3 separate regions of the Homo sapiens genome follow, and regions 2 and 3 are each linked to region 1. Evidence: chromatin loops called from intact Hi-C (ENCODE). Cell type or tissue: heart right ventricle. All regions are shown on one strand.

The links. Peaks named below come from ENCODE experiments on the same cell type or tissue, not always from the same donor. Only the 100,000 strongest peaks of a DNase experiment are listed, where the experiment ranks them.
Region 2: a loop joins it to region 1, with 18 times the contacts of the local background. A loop is called at or near these places in 99 of 110 quality-filtered maps.
Region 3: it touches region 1 in a loop (2.1-fold over the local background); 28 of 110 quality-filtered maps call a loop at or near these places.

Annotation. Positions count from the first base shown.
Region 1 is chr12:3,883,295-3,888,294 of GRCh38, forward strand. All of the region lies in intron 1 of PARP11-AS1 (PARP11 antisense RNA 1), which reads left to right. Among named protein-coding and RNA genes, the nearest start is that of PARP11, 12 kb to the left of the region's middle. In heart right ventricle, CTCF peaks have their summits at 56 and 2,393 (motif pointing right); no DNase peak of the experiment used is centred here; H3K4me3 peaks cover 859 bases; H3K27ac peaks cover 1,563 bases.
Region 2 is chr12:4,034,782-4,039,781 of GRCh38, forward strand. No RefSeq gene overlaps it. Among named protein-coding and RNA genes, the nearest start is that of LINC03141, 25 kb to the left of the region's middle. In heart right ventricle, a CTCF peak has its summit at 3,104 (motif pointing left); a DNase peak (open chromatin) is centred at 3,120.
Region 3 is chr12:3,993,606-3,998,605 of GRCh38, forward strand. No RefSeq gene overlaps it. Among named protein-coding and RNA genes, the nearest start is that of LINC03141, 16 kb to the right of the region's middle. In heart right ventricle, CTCF peaks have their summits at 2,380 (motif pointing right) and 2,595; a DNase peak (open chromatin) is centred at 2,436; H3K27me3 peaks cover 1,364 bases.

The DNA of each region.
Region 1 (5,000 bases):
GCTTCTCTGGTTTAATAACGCCCTACAGATAACTAAGAGGCAGGACAGGGCATACACTGAGTTAAAAGCTAGGTGTCACTATTTCTTATACTCCAAAAGGCACTGTGTGGAGGGGTGTGTTTTAACACAACCATCACCAGCTCCAGCTTCTCAAGATCTCTGTCCTGTTTTCTCAAGACACAGCACTTTTATGCTGAAAACCATTGAAATGTAAAGCCATTGAACTTTAAATGGATGAGTTATACGTGAATTACACCTCAACAAAGCTGTTAAAACAATTACATAATTTTTGTAAATGTCAAGATCTTGGCTTTTACCTCCCCTGTTGACCTCCCTGCCTGACTTCCGTCCTCCCTCACATACCTTCAGGGGGCACAGAACCATACTCAGAAAGAGGATCACCATTCCAGAACCCCAAGCACTCCATCCAACATTACAACTTTGTTTTAACTCCAGGGATTACAGCAGTATGCCAAGGAAAATAAATGACTCTTTACCATTAGATCTTCAGTACCAATTTTCCTTATTAGAAAAAAAAAATCTAACTTTTTTTTTTTTTCTTTTTTTGAGATGGAGTCTCGCTCTGTCGCCCAGGCTGGAGTGCAGTGGCCCGATCTCGGCTCGGCTCACTGCAACCTCCACCTCCCGGGTTCACGCCATTCTTCTGCCTCAGCCTCCCGAGTAGCTGGGACTACAGGCACCCGCCACCATGCCTGGCTAACTTTTTTGTATTTTTAGTAGAGACGGGGTTTCACTGTGTTAGCCAGGATGGCTTCGATCTCCTGATCTCGTGATCCACCCGCCTCAGCCTCCCAAAGTGCTGGGATTAGAGGCGTGAGCCACCGCTCCCAGCTTCTAACATTATTTTTAATGTTAAAGCAAATGTGTATATTATGAAGCAGAAGGCAATATTCACTTACATAGGGCTTTTTAAAAATTTTTGAGACAGAGCCTCCCTCTGTCACCCAGGCTGGAGTGCAATGGCGTGATCTCGGCTCACTGCAACCTCCACCTCCTGGGTTTGAAGTAGGTTCTTGTGTGTGGTTAGCTGCTTTAAGCTGGAGTGGGAACAGTGTATGTCCTCTGCCAGTTGTGGAGACAGAGAGATTGAGATACACTGTCAGTGGCTAAAACAGGAGACTCAGGAACTGATCCAAGCTCAGTACCGCTATATTATGTGATATTGTGCATAACATCCCATTTTGGGGCCTCAGTTTCCCAACTAAAAAATGAGATGATTGAACCAGGTGATCTCCAAGGTTGCTGCCATCTCTCAAAGTCCATGATTTGGTGTCATACTGACACAAATCAGATTCTGGGCTCAGATTCATCAGCACCAAGATGCCCAGAGATGTAGGAAGCAAAAGATACAGTCCCTGTCTTTGTGGAATTTTTCATCTACTGAGGGAGACTATGAAGTGAATTTACAAACCATCCAAAGGACACAAGAGGCAAGAAGCAGCTGAGAATCATGAGTGATTAGAAATCTGGTGCAGATCACTCGCTTTGAGTCAACTGTGCAGCTAAACGACAAGGAGACTCTTACCCTGCCAACCCCTGCGCCCTTTGGGCCAGGATAACTTGACACAAAGGCACTTGCTGTTGACCTTGTGCGTGGCCCCAAATCACAGAGTAAGAAACTCTCAGAGCAGGAAAGGGATGTTAGCTATGAACAAATCCAAAACCCTCCATCTACATTCAGGATTTGGGATAATGCTCGCATCACACTTAGAGTATTTTTATTCGATAGAAGGTTCTTAACATTAACTCAAATCTTAAATAATCCTAAAATTGGAAGAGAAATATATCCTTCTCTTCAAAGCCCAATACATTAAATATGGAATGATTTTAAGACAAGTCTTATTATGACATAGGGTTGAACAAGATCTGCCTGGCAGCCACTTATTGAAAAGCATTGCTCTGAAAAAAATTAACTTCTACCCTTCATTGTAGGGTATTTATGCGTTTTCTTATGTCATCATTTCAGATCCTTTCCTGCTCCCGAAGCTACGGCAGAGCATTTCCGTAGGTCTCCAGTCACATGTCTTTGCTTTTCTGAACATACCAGGAGATCTATGAAAGTGAAACTAAAAGGAAATAGAAAGGAAAAACTGCTTCTGATCTCTCTCATCCAACTATTTCATTTTCATTTGTTCTAGGAGAATTTCTTCCAGCTCTAGCCTCCTGGATTTACGCATATTCTGGGGACTAGACTAAAAACCTCTACCTCTGGCAGGCATCTTGGGGAAGTCTTGCCTAGATGACATTTGACCTTTGGGGTTTCTTCCAATCCAGATATTCTAGGGTGCAGAAAGGAGTAGTGGTCCCTCACAGATCGCCCAAAATGGATTTTTTCCACCTAATTGGAAAATATGCTCATTTCTAACACAAGATGGCGCTGGGACACAGGCAAGAACGTTTCTGATTAAAACAAAACCAAATGAAACAAAACAAAACACAAAGCAAAACAATCCATGAGCACAAAAGTTCTAATAAGCCAGAGAATTATTTTGTTTCTGGACAAGACCAGCTTTTGTTGAGCACATTTTAGAACAGCTTTCTGGAGTAGCAATAATCTAATTGAGCTGCTTTACCCTAAATCAACCAAATGGTCAGGACTGAATTAAAGTAGTACAATGTATCCTTAGGAATAAAGTATTTAAAAAGAACTCTAAATCCCTTAACTACGCAGGGTCAAAACCAGAGATAAGTGGTCAGGGGACTTAGTTGAACACTATCATCAAAAGTGATGTCTTAAATTCTTACTCTGATATGGGATGGGGTCTTTACCAGTTGAATAATTCTGATATGAATTCAGTTGCCTTAATAAAATTATCTTTTTTTTTTTTTTTTCTTAGAGACAAGGTCTCACTATGTTACCCAGGCCGGTCTCAAACTCCTGGCCTCCCATAGTGCTGGGATTACAGGTGTAAAGCACCGTGCCCAGCCTCATTTAAAATTAAATGAGCTCTTCTACTTCATAATAGAGCAGATTGTTTTAACTTGTTTGCACTTATTTGAGGATTATTTGATGAAGCAATTGAGGAATAATTCACAATTTGAACTATAACCACCAAACAAGTTCTGTTAAGCTAACACCTAAGTTGAGTTTTAGTGTTGTTTTTTTGTTGTTGTTCTTTTGTTTTGTTTTGTTTTGTTTTTGAGACAGAGTATGGTTGTATCACCAAGGCTGGAGTGCAGTGGCATGGCTCACTGCAGCCTCAACGTCTGTGTTCAAGTGATCCTCCTGCCTTAGCCTCCCGAGTAGCTGGGACTATAGGTGTGCATCACCATGCCCAGCTAATTTTTTATTTTTTGCAGAGATGGGGTATCATTGTGTTACCCAAGCTAGTATCAATCTCCTGGGCTCAAGCGATCCACCTGCCTCATCCTCCCAAAGTGAGAATTTATTGGGAAAGGAACTTATTATCTGTCTTCCTCCTAACCCCCACAATAATCTCCTCCACATGAACAAGTGGTTGGCCAGTCTGTTTAGAATCTTGTAGTAACAGCAAACTGACCACTCAGGAGAAGCAGCCCATTCTATCTCTAGACGGTTCTAAGGTTAGAATAGTCTTCTTTAGATTAAGCCAAAGCATGGCTCTTTATAATTTGTGCTCATATATCTCCATTCTTCCTTTTAGAGGAATGCAGTATAACCTTCTTTTGTAATATGACTGCTCCTCAAATTTGTGATGATTTGGGCCTTCTCAGTCAAAAACAGCATCCGTTTCTGCAGTAATTTTTCATATGACATCTTTTCTAGCTCTATCTTGGATATCTTTCTTTGATTTATCTTAAAGTGTGTTCTGATCTCACAGCCAGTGGGCCTATGTTAGTTGCCTGGATTTAAGTAGTATGCTTCTATGAATGCAGCTGAAATTTGGTTAATTTTCTGCACAGTTATGTCACACCGTTTTCCCTTTAAAGCCCCCGGTCAACTAAAACTCCCAAGCCACTAATGTGGATGTAGCAAAATCTACCCGCCCTTACATAAACAGTTGACGTTTAGAATTAAAATGCAGACGTTACGCCCTGTGATACCATGAGGATTTCAGTTCATAGCTGTGGGCTGTTAAAATTACTTAGAGTAATTTCATTCAGACTCTGGTGCCAGACATACCTGGATCCAAAAGTTTGTTCCTCCCTCATAAGCTATGTCATCTTGGGCAGTTGACTTGATCTCTTAAAACATCAGCTTTCTTATCTCTAAAATGCAGATAATATTGCTACTTTTCTCATAGGGTGGTACAATTTATATGTGATGATTTCGTGCAAAAAGTATATTTAGCACAATTCATGGCACGAAGTAAGTTCTCAATAAGTGTTTATTGTTACTATTATTAGTATTAGCCCATCATCCTTCAAATCAACTATCCCTCCTTGTCCATGTCATAGGAATATCTGACAAGCATGTCCTCTAAGGCAGATAAAAATATTACTGTTAGGGAAATTTAAAAGACAGAATCTGCATGACTCGCCACCATAGTTTCCCTCAGGCTGGTCTACGAACTAATCAGCACCATGTAGGTATAATTCCTACCCTAGCCATGGTTGCACCCACTGGCTATCAGCCAGTTCATGTCTTATGGCAAGGTAATTATAAAAGTTCTTGTCAAAGGCCATGCTGAAAGAAAGTATGGTTTTGATGCCTCTTCTTTCTACCAATCTAATATCCTTATCAAAAAAGGAATAAATGAAGACATGTTTTGTTTCTGAGGTTTGGGGTTGGCTCTGAGTGATCTCTGCTTTTCTAAAGACTTACAAAGAGTCTATTTAATAATCTGTTCAGTTGATGGGTTAAAGTGGTGAAATTGTGGGTTATTTCCCCCTTCTTTCTATTATTATAATAATGTTTGTGGAGTAAATAGCCTTTTAAAATTCTGTTCTAGAATTCTGCCAGGGATAATTGTCAAGCTGACTGGCTTATAGTTTTTATAATATGCCCCTTTCCCCCTTTTTGAAAATGGGGACAACTCTGTCCTTCTCTTGTCTGTTAA
Region 2 (5,000 bases), 150 kb after region 1:
GTGAACTAAAAATGATGCTAGTTTTCCATTTTTCCAGTGAAACATTTGCAATTCCTATAGCCAGCATTTTGGGATATCATAGCCCATGACTGGTATTCAGGCATCAGTTTAGTGAAGATGGGAGACATCATCCCCAAAACATGAATAATAGCCTTATATTTAAAGCACTTAAGAAGGCTACTTCATAACCTCCCTCAGTCAGTAATATCAGTGGTCTTAACAGACCTGAGGGTTGGGGAGCCTTTGGGGATAATGAATTCCCTCCCGATGCAGTCATAGAACATCTCCTATTCTGCTGGTCTCAGAAAAACTGGAGAACAGCTGGCTACCATCTGCCCTATGACATGCCCATTACTTTAAGACTGTTTCTGGGAGTCAATGTTTGCTTTTTCTCAGGCAGCCTTATATGCAACAAGGGCCCATTTACTTTCCTGAGTCCAGCCATGTGGAGAATGTTGCTCTCTTGCAGCAATACAGCATGGTCCAACTCGTTTCTTTTTAAGGTGACTGACACTGTGCACATTTGGTTACATGTTGTACACATCCATGTCCTCTTCCTCTTTCCTTACCCAAACCAGACTCTATGCATTTGGTCCAAACCAGACTCTATGCATTTGGTCCAGACACCACTTCAGTTTACATAACTCCAGACACAGTCTCATGGTTGCACCTTCAGGGCAAGCATACCTACATCTCTCTTCAGACTCCATACATGTACATGTTCTTTTTCTGAGTGGGAACTGTTCAAGTTTCCTTGATCCTGACTGGTTCTTAATCCATAACAACAAGAGCAATGCGCCATGATCTGAATACCACTTTGTGCCAAGCACTTTTAAGCAAACTTTAAGAGACATTATTAACTGTCTTTTGCAGATAAAGAAATTGAAGCATGGGTATTGTTCATAATTGCACATCTAGTTAATAATCAAGTTGAGTTGCAAAACGAAGTTTCTTTAGATTGCAGTCTCGTGCTTTGACTCCTGAGATACTCTCCTTTCCCTGATTCTTTTCTGGTAGCCTCCTTCCATGACAGCTAGGAATGCCTTCTCTTTCTCTTCCCATTTTGTCTTAGCAAAATTATGAATATCCTCTTTAGAGAGAAGGTCTAAGTGGAATCTCGTTTTGCACTGGCACTATACAGAGGAAGCACATCCAAAAGTCATTATGTCTAGACTTCTGCCTCTTGACAGACTTCCCTTGCTGTGAGAGAAAGAACTGCTCTCAGCATAAGATTGAGGAAGAGACAGAAGGAAAGTGCCCCAAGTCACACAGCTCTGGATCTAAAGATGCTTGAACAGTGAGGCAACCGTGTGCTCCATTGTACCCATCCTACACCCCTTTCTTTTTTTTTTTTTTTTTTTTTTTGAGATGGAGTCTCACTCTGTTGCACAGGCTGGAGTGCAGTGGTGTGATCTCGGCTCACTGCAAGCTCTGCATTGAGACATTCTCCTGCCTCAGCCTCCCAAGTAGCTGGGACTACAGGCGCCCGCCACCACGCCCAACTAATTTTTTTTTTTTTTTGGTATTTTTAGTAGAGACGGAGTTTCAACCATGTTAGCCAAGATGTTCTCGATCTCCTGACCTCGTGATCCTCCCGCCTCGGCCTCTCAAAGTGCTGGGATTACAGGTGAGCCACCGCGCCCAGCCCACCCCTTTCTTTATCATGTATTCATTCCTTATTTACAGCTTTGCCCTCCATCCCTACCTTCCTTTGGTCATCCACTATTGTGTCAGGAACACCAATCAGTCATTCCACAAATAATGAGTATGATCAAAGATCAAACATCTTTGATGTGAATAGCACTTGTCTTGGCTATTATCCAATGTCTGGGCCCTGGCCATTCTCTATGGCCAGGGATATGATCAGGGCTGGCCAGATGCACAGGGAGGGCACGACATGGGGGAAGTGTACGCATTTACACCTGCCAGGCTGGAAGACCATCCTTTTGACCAACATGAGCTCCTACGAGACATAACAAGGCTTTTTTCCCTTTGCTTGGAACGAGGAACCATAGAATTTGCTGAGGTGGGGAGGTTCTAGTGGGTCATCAAATCTAGCCTCTCCCATCTGATGCAAGAATCGGCGTTACAACTTCTCTGACGTTGCTCAACCAGCTTCTCCTTGAACACCCCCAGATGTGAGCTAACTTGATCTCCTCACCCCATTTTTTTGGAAAGCTTTATGTGTTAGGCAATTCGTATAATTCTCTGTCAGGCTTGATCTGATTCCCTAATCCACCCATGGGTCCCATTTCTACTTCTTGGGATGACATAGAAGAGTTCTAATCCCTCTTCCATGTGATAGCTCTTCAAATATTTGAAGGCAGACGTGATGTCATTCTTAGTCTTTTCATGCTGAGGATGCCCAGTGTGTGCCAGTTTTGCAATTCTTAGGATTCTTAGTAATGTCAATCTCACTTGCAGGGCATACTTGAGTTAATGCATAAATAATGAGCTTTTACCATGTGCCAACTCCCTTCAAAGACATTATGGAATTCAATTCTCATGTCCAACCTGTGAGATAAGAACCCTTTTTATTTTATAGAGGAGAAAAGAAATTAATGAGGTTAGGGGTTTAAGCCAAGGTCATGTAGTTAGACATGGACAGAACTGGCACATTAACCTGAGCCTTTTACCAAACACATGTGCATTATTTTTTTCTCTATATGAGTTTCACCAGGGCAAGGATGGTGCAAACATCCAAGATACAGGTCTTGTCATCCTTAATACATAGGATCATAGAGAAGCGGTGATCTATATATATCTCTGCAGTCTTAAGTCTTACTTGCTAGAGCCATTTTCTGCCTCTACTTCTCCCCCACCTAATTCTGGCTGTAAATTGTAACAAGATATCGGATAGCCTCTCCATTTTTTTGCACATAGAGAAACAGAGCAGAGAGGTTGATGTCCAGGATACTGTTTACTTGGGGACACAGTGTCAAAATCAGAATTAAATCTCCAAGTCTTCAAAGACAATCATTTATTGCACATAAACAGAAATTGCTAATTTCACATGTGTATGCTTGGAGTGCAAAATATTGGAGACATTTGGCATTTTCCATAATATTTTTGGAATACAGGAGCCCTCTGGTGGCCAAAATTGTAGCAAGGAGGTATCGTTCGGAAAGCTGATCTGAGATTTCCTACCAGTACTCCTCTTAGTGCCCTCTGGCTTTGTTTGAGGGTCACCCCTTTTCCATTTTGCCTCTTTCTTCCTCTTTTCATACACGGTTACTTGCTTTTTGCCCACCCTTTCTCCTTTCCCCTTCAAGCTCCTCTCTGCATCTTCCCCTTCAACTCCAGCTGTCACCCCTGATCCCACTGGAATCTCTCCTTGCTGCCATCTTTGGCCTCGGAGGACCCTTTCTGAAATCTGGCCAGTTCCCCTGTGGCAGGTGCTGAGTGACAGCTGCTGCCTTGCTGCTGCTTCAGTAGTGAATTCAAATCCCTTGTGGGTGTTTAGAGCCTGCAGATGGATTAACTGATGATTCCTGTTCATCAACAAGCATTTGCAGTATCCTGCTAAGCATGTTAGGGATACTGAGCGGCCCCTAGAAGCAAGTGCTCTTGGAAGAGGCAGGTGAGCTTCTTCCCCCTTAGGCACAAGGAGCTCACCACACATCACCTGGTCCCTGGGGTTGACCAGCTGTCCAGACCTGGGCCATTCTAAGTTTCTATGTATAGCTCTTAACTGTGCAAATGTCTGTTTTCCTCATTATTGTGTGCATGGAATGGTCTGTCTTCTGTAAGATCGCACCTCACAATAGCCAACAGCAAGTGAAGACCCACAAAATAGCTGATCCACATATTGGTAATTGAGAACTGACCACTGATCCAGAGGCAGAAGTTATACTGGTGGCTTCAGTGGATTTCAGTGAACCAAATGAGGGGAAGGAAAGCTAAAATAGGACAGGCACAGAAATTTTGGCTAAAGTTTTAGACACCATCTTCTTGGCTTCTAATGCAGTAAAGTAATGGGGCAGTATAACACTTAGAAGGCACTTTGGACTCTTGAGAAAAATATCTTCCATAAAATGAGCTGGTGACTTTATTACACTGCGGTGCTTAACAGTTAGTGGCTTAATCACGGGGCAATTGGGTGAGAGAGGCCAATTCATGACCCTTACTGCAGAGACAATCAGAAAAGCCTTCTCAGGGTGCAGAGCATGTTGCAAGAGGGTGGGGTGCCAGGCTCCTGGGCATGTTAGAAAGTGAAACCAGAAGAAGGGCTCTGGGGAGAATCATAAAGTTTGGGAAGCTACAGCTTTCTATAAACTGTAGAAGAATGGCTCACGCCTGTAATCCCAGCACTTTGGGAGGCCGAGGTGGGCGGATCATGACGTCAGGAGATCGGGACCATCCTGGCTAACACGGTGAAACCCCGTCTCTACTAAAAATACAAAAAATCAGCCGGGCGTGGTGGCAGGCGCCTGTAGTCCCAGCTACTCGGGAGGCTGAGGCAGCAGAATGGCGTGAACCCAGGAGGCGGAGCTTGCAGTGAGCCGAGATCGTGCCACTGCACTCCAGCCTGGGCGACAGAGCGAGACTCTGTCTCAAAAAAAAAAAAAAACAAAAAAACTGTAGAAGAAAAGGCTAGGGTGGGTGAGGAGGTTGCAGCGGGCATTCCATTAGTTAATACGGTCCAACTTGATGGAGGGGTTGTGCAGTACTGACAAAGTGCAGCTGGGTTTCTCCTGCCACTACCACCCCAGCAAATGAGAGTGGCCTTTGGATGAAGCAAGATGAATTTGGGCTACTAGCTATGAGGATTTGGGCAGGATTAGAAAGTGTTGCCTGGGTGGCTGCAGAATTCTCTTCTCTCTAGATTTTAAGAAAATGCAGACAAGTCTTTTCAGAGGCCTTTTTGGAGGTGCACGTGGGTGAAGCCCTACCTCAAAGATGCATGAGCAGCTGGGCTTGGTGGCTCGTGCCTGTAATCCCAGCACTTTAAGAGGCCAAGGCAGGCAGATCGTTTGAGCTCAGGAGTTTGAGACCAGCCT
Region 3 (5,000 bases), 110 kb after region 1:
TGACTTTGTGTACAGAGGATGAGGACAGGGCTGGAATGGTATGGCACAGCTTTGGAAAGGGACATGTGGGTCTGTTATGTTTCTTTTTAGCCCACTGCCTGATGTCTCTTTCAATCTTCATTTCCTTTGGTCCTTCACTTCTTAGGTTTGTGTGCCCCTCTAAGAGTGGTGCAGCTTCAATTACACGTAGGTAATTTCTAGTTTAATGTCAGGGTCATTGTTTTGATCCGTCCTCCCAGAAAGTCTCATCATTCCTCTCCGAGAAGTTCTGGAGTAAAAGCTCTTCTTGTCATGTCAGTTCCCAGAGTCTGAACAGATCTTGTTCTAAGATCCAATGCTCTGTCCCTGCCCTCCATCCTGCATTCTGCTATCCTGAGGGCATTCAGAGCTCTTTTGTGTGCAGCTGACCCTCAAGAGTGAGTCCCCAAGAATTGCTGTGGTAGGTATCAGGCAGATAAACCTCCAATGGTTCAGTAACACTATATATATATATATATATATTTTTTTTTTTTTTTTTTTGAGATAGGGTCTTGCTGTGTCACCCAAGCTGGAGTACAATGCTACAATCTTGGCTCATTGCAACCTCCACTTCCCGGGCTCAAGTGATCCTCCCACCTCAGCCTCCTGAATAGCTGGCACTACAGGCAGGCATGACCATACTTAGCTAATTTTTTAGTAGAGACAGGGTCCCACTATACTACCCAGGCTGGTGTCAAACTCCTGGGCTCAAGCAAGTCTCCCTCCTTGACCTCCCAAAGTGCTGGGATTACAGGCATGAGCCACTGCACCTGGCCCCATAACACTATTTTAAACAGTATTAGAAGGTGGCTAAAACTGAGAAGGAGAGAGCAAAAATATTTTACTAATATAAGCTCAAGAGTACTTATTCTAAACAAACCTAGTTTCTATCCATAGAAGGCTGGTTAAATAAACCACAATATTATCACATGATGGAATATTAACAGCTATAAAAAGAATGAGGAACTTTAAAAATATATTGATATGGAAAATTATCCAATGTATACTGCTATGTGGTGGGGGAAAGGCTCAAAATGGTGTGTATAGCATGCTTCCTTTTCGCCTAAAGGGGAAGAACAACAATAATGTTCATTTGCATGTGTCCATATTTGCATAAAGAAATACCAAGAGAATACATGGGGCAATTTAACAACGATTACCTCTGGCAGAGGGGAGATGGAAAAGGGTAGAGAAGGCTGACATGGAGGATTGACATTAACTTTAAACTTCTTTATTGTTTCGATTTTTGTACCATATAAATTGCATTACCTAGTCCAAAACAATGTTGGTGGAGAAAGGATTCATACTTTGCCTAATTTGATTAAAGAATAGCACAAGAAGAAAACTCAGGCCGGGCACGGTGGCTCACGTCTGTAATCCCAGCGCTTTGGGAGGCCGAGGAGGGCGGATCATGTGGTCAGGAGATCGGGACCATCCTGGCTAACACGGTGACTCCCCGTCTCTACTAAAAATACAAAAAATCAGCCAGGCGTGGTGGCGGGCGCCTGTAGTCCCAGCTACTCGGGAGGCTGAGGCAGGAGAATGGCATGAACCCGGGAGGCAGAGCTTGCAGTGAGCCGAGATCATGCCACTGCACTCCAGCCTGGGCGACAGAGCGAGACTCCGTCTCAAAAAAAAAAAATAAATAAATAAAAAGAAAACCAGCATCAGAAGGTTTGAATGGAATCATGCCTGTTTAAATTGCCTGGAGTAACCCCAATATGAACAAACTTGAAAATAATATGAAGGAGGCTAGGCAAAGGGGAATGCTACATCACTGTTTCCAAGAATCCGAAGGATGTGTGCCTGAGGCGAGAGCTGGAAGAAACAGGCTTCTCTAACCTGAAGAATTACAGTAGTCTTGAAGACTTGTGAGAATGGGTTTCCCATCTGGCCTTGGAATCTCACACTCTGATTTATGTGAATTTTGTCTGACCTTCTGGACCCATGATTCCATGAAAGTTATTCCAGTGCAGATGCTCCTTGACAGTGAGAAAGAGGTCTCTAGCTGTGTTTCTGAGCATCCCAATCAAGGGTGCAGGGCAGTGGGTCAGAAGCTGTGCTCTGTGGTTCAGGGGGCTTGCAACTTGGGTATTAACCCTGGACATGGTGAAATCAATTGTACTCATTAAATTAGCATTCCTGTCCACTCTTTAGATAGATAGTAACTTCTCAAGACCAGGGCATACGCATCTTACTCATTTCAGTTAGTACTTGTTGAATGAATGAATAAATATGAAATACACTTTATTTGCAAATTGTTTGAAAAAGTATTTGCAATAAGTATTCAAAATTTTTTTATCTGAAGCAATGAAGGCTCCATCCAGGCATTTCTAACACTGGAAAGATGATATTGTTGCCAGTAGAGGGCAGTGGTGCCTTTATCAATTAATAAAAGAGAGCGGGAGCGTGTGTGTGTGTGTGTGTGTGTGTGTGTGTGTGTGTGTGTGTGTGTGTGTGTGTGTGTGTGTTTGATTTTAAAAATCTAAACAATTAATGTATTATCAATTAATAAAAGAACATGCGCACACACTCACACACCCACACACCTCTCTATTCTTTCTTTCCCAAATTAGCTTCTTCCTATTGTTTCATCAAGACAGAAGGACCTGTACATATAGTTCAGTGATGGGCAGTTGAGGTCATAGTCATTGACCACAAAGCCCCCTTGGCCAACTTGGTAAACCCACTGTGTGCTGGAATGAACTTGAATTCTACATCAATACCTTCTTAATAACACTCAGAAATTGTGGGGACTGTTTTCAGGGAAAAGAAGATACCAACCTCCTTCCTTCTTCTCTCTCAGGGCCTCTGACCCACCCCTCTGTCTCCTACAGGGTCCACATCTAATCATGGGAATCAGGGGTAGCCTCTGCAAGACCTGAGTTCTTCCCGAGTGGCGAAAGCAGGCAGGGACATGCAAAGGGCCGTGACTGCAGGCTGCTCAAATATTTCAGGGTACAAAGAAGCAGCTGTCAAGCCAGTGTGGCTCAGTGAGGGAGAAACAAGTCAGCCTGAAAATTACCTGTGCTGATTCTTGCCATAGACGATTTCTCATCCCCCTGCAGCTCCTTGTACCCAACCTACCACGTTCAAATCAGCACCAGATGTTGTTGCCCTGAATTCCTTTCATCAAAAACTCTGGGAAATATGACTTTCTGCTCTAGAGCAGTAAACTGGTGCTCCATAGACCTTGGGAAAGTCCTTCACCCTTGAGTTCTTCTGGATTTCGGTTACTCAATCTGATGCATAGGACAATTAAATTCACCAGTTCACCGCTTCCAAACCAGATGTTGTGTGTGCACAGCCCACATGGACTGCTAGGTGCCCATGTTGAGTGCCTCCGTGTGCTTGAAGGGCACATGTCAACAGATTGAGGAGCCACATGGTGTCTCGCAGAATGCAAATGGTGGCCCACTAAGACCAAATGAATTCCAGAAAGTCAGGTATATGTAAAGTCAGATTAGACCTAAGTGGGTAGAGTGTAGAATGGAATGGAATGAGGGCATGAAGAGGTGTCAGAAGGAAAGGGAGGATCGCTGCAGTATTCAAATAAAAATCATCCACTATCTTAGTGTAACTCCTTGCAAAGTGCTTCCATGCCCAGCATCTCACTAAAACCTCAGGCTGGATGGTAATGTAGGCCAGGGCATGGTGCTCCCCATTTTAAAGAGAAATTGTTGCAAACACAGGTTAAGTGACCTCCCCACGTTGACACAACTCACTTATGTCAGAGCCAGTTCTCCTGGGTCCATCCTTTCTATTTCTAGGAATGAGTATAGGTTGCTTTTGGAAATAAATAAGATTTCCATGTTTCACATAGCAAGGACACAAAGTTCAGTTTGGAGGACCTGGGAAAGGCCTTTAAAGTGGGAGGCCCCCACAGGCACACCAGATCGCCGCCAAGCACTGTCAGTAGGAAGGCGCTCGCTAGAGGTGAGCCCATGCTGTCACAGAGCTGAAAGGAAGAGAAGAAAAAGGAGAAGCCATCAGTCTCACTTTTCAGAGGTACAGATCAGGAGCTGTTTGGTGTTTAGGGTTCATTTTACTCCAACACTGCAAATAACTACAACCCTACATACGCTGAGTCCAGAAGAAGTTATGCAAAGGAGTAGAGGGTACGAAGTAAGTGTCATCTACTGCCCTCCTCCTCCGCAGTAATGAACACACCTCTCCTCTCCCTGGTGTTAGATGGGTCTTCACAAACAGTAATTATTGGGAGCCAAGGATTACTGCTGAGAGCACTGGCTTATCGTTGACCTGAAAGAGGTGGAAGGACAGGTGTACCCTGCGGCAGGAAGCCACTCTAAACGTAGGTGTGGTCGCTACCACTGTCTGTGGCTGGTACAAATCTCTGTCCTGAAGATATTTTAGAAACACTGTGAGACACAGTTGACTGGGTATATCACTCCTCCCAGGCAAGAAATTACTGAAAATAATAATTATTGTTATATTGTCAATACCTTGGTATATTACATTTCATAGCTTAAAGTTTTCATATGCATCTTTTCTTGCTTGATCCTCAACCATCTAGAATACACACAAGGCAGGATTTATTACTGTTCTTTTACAGACAAGGAAACTGAGACCCAGGGAAGTGAAGTGGTTTGGCCAAGGTTTTGTAGCTGGTACTTCACTGGGTGGAAACTCAAACATAGGACTTCTGACTCCAAATAGTCCCAGCGAGGTTGAGTAGTGTTGAGTGAAGGAAGGGCCCAGCTGCCACCGTGGGCCTCCAGCCCCTTTGAAGAGCCTCGTTGGATCTGGCTCCTAGAGAAAGGCAGTGCAGAGCTGTCTCTGTGCAGGCTGAGGCGCCTGGCAGAGCTCCTCATGATTTCAGGAACGTTGCTTGGACTCTCCACTGGAGCATGAGGAAAAGGGAACGGTTGGTTATGAGGGGTGGAGAGGGGTGCAGAAAGGAATGAAGAAAAAGCATCAAACTGAGTGGTCTCAGAGTCCTGTTCTGACTGTACTGTAGCTTG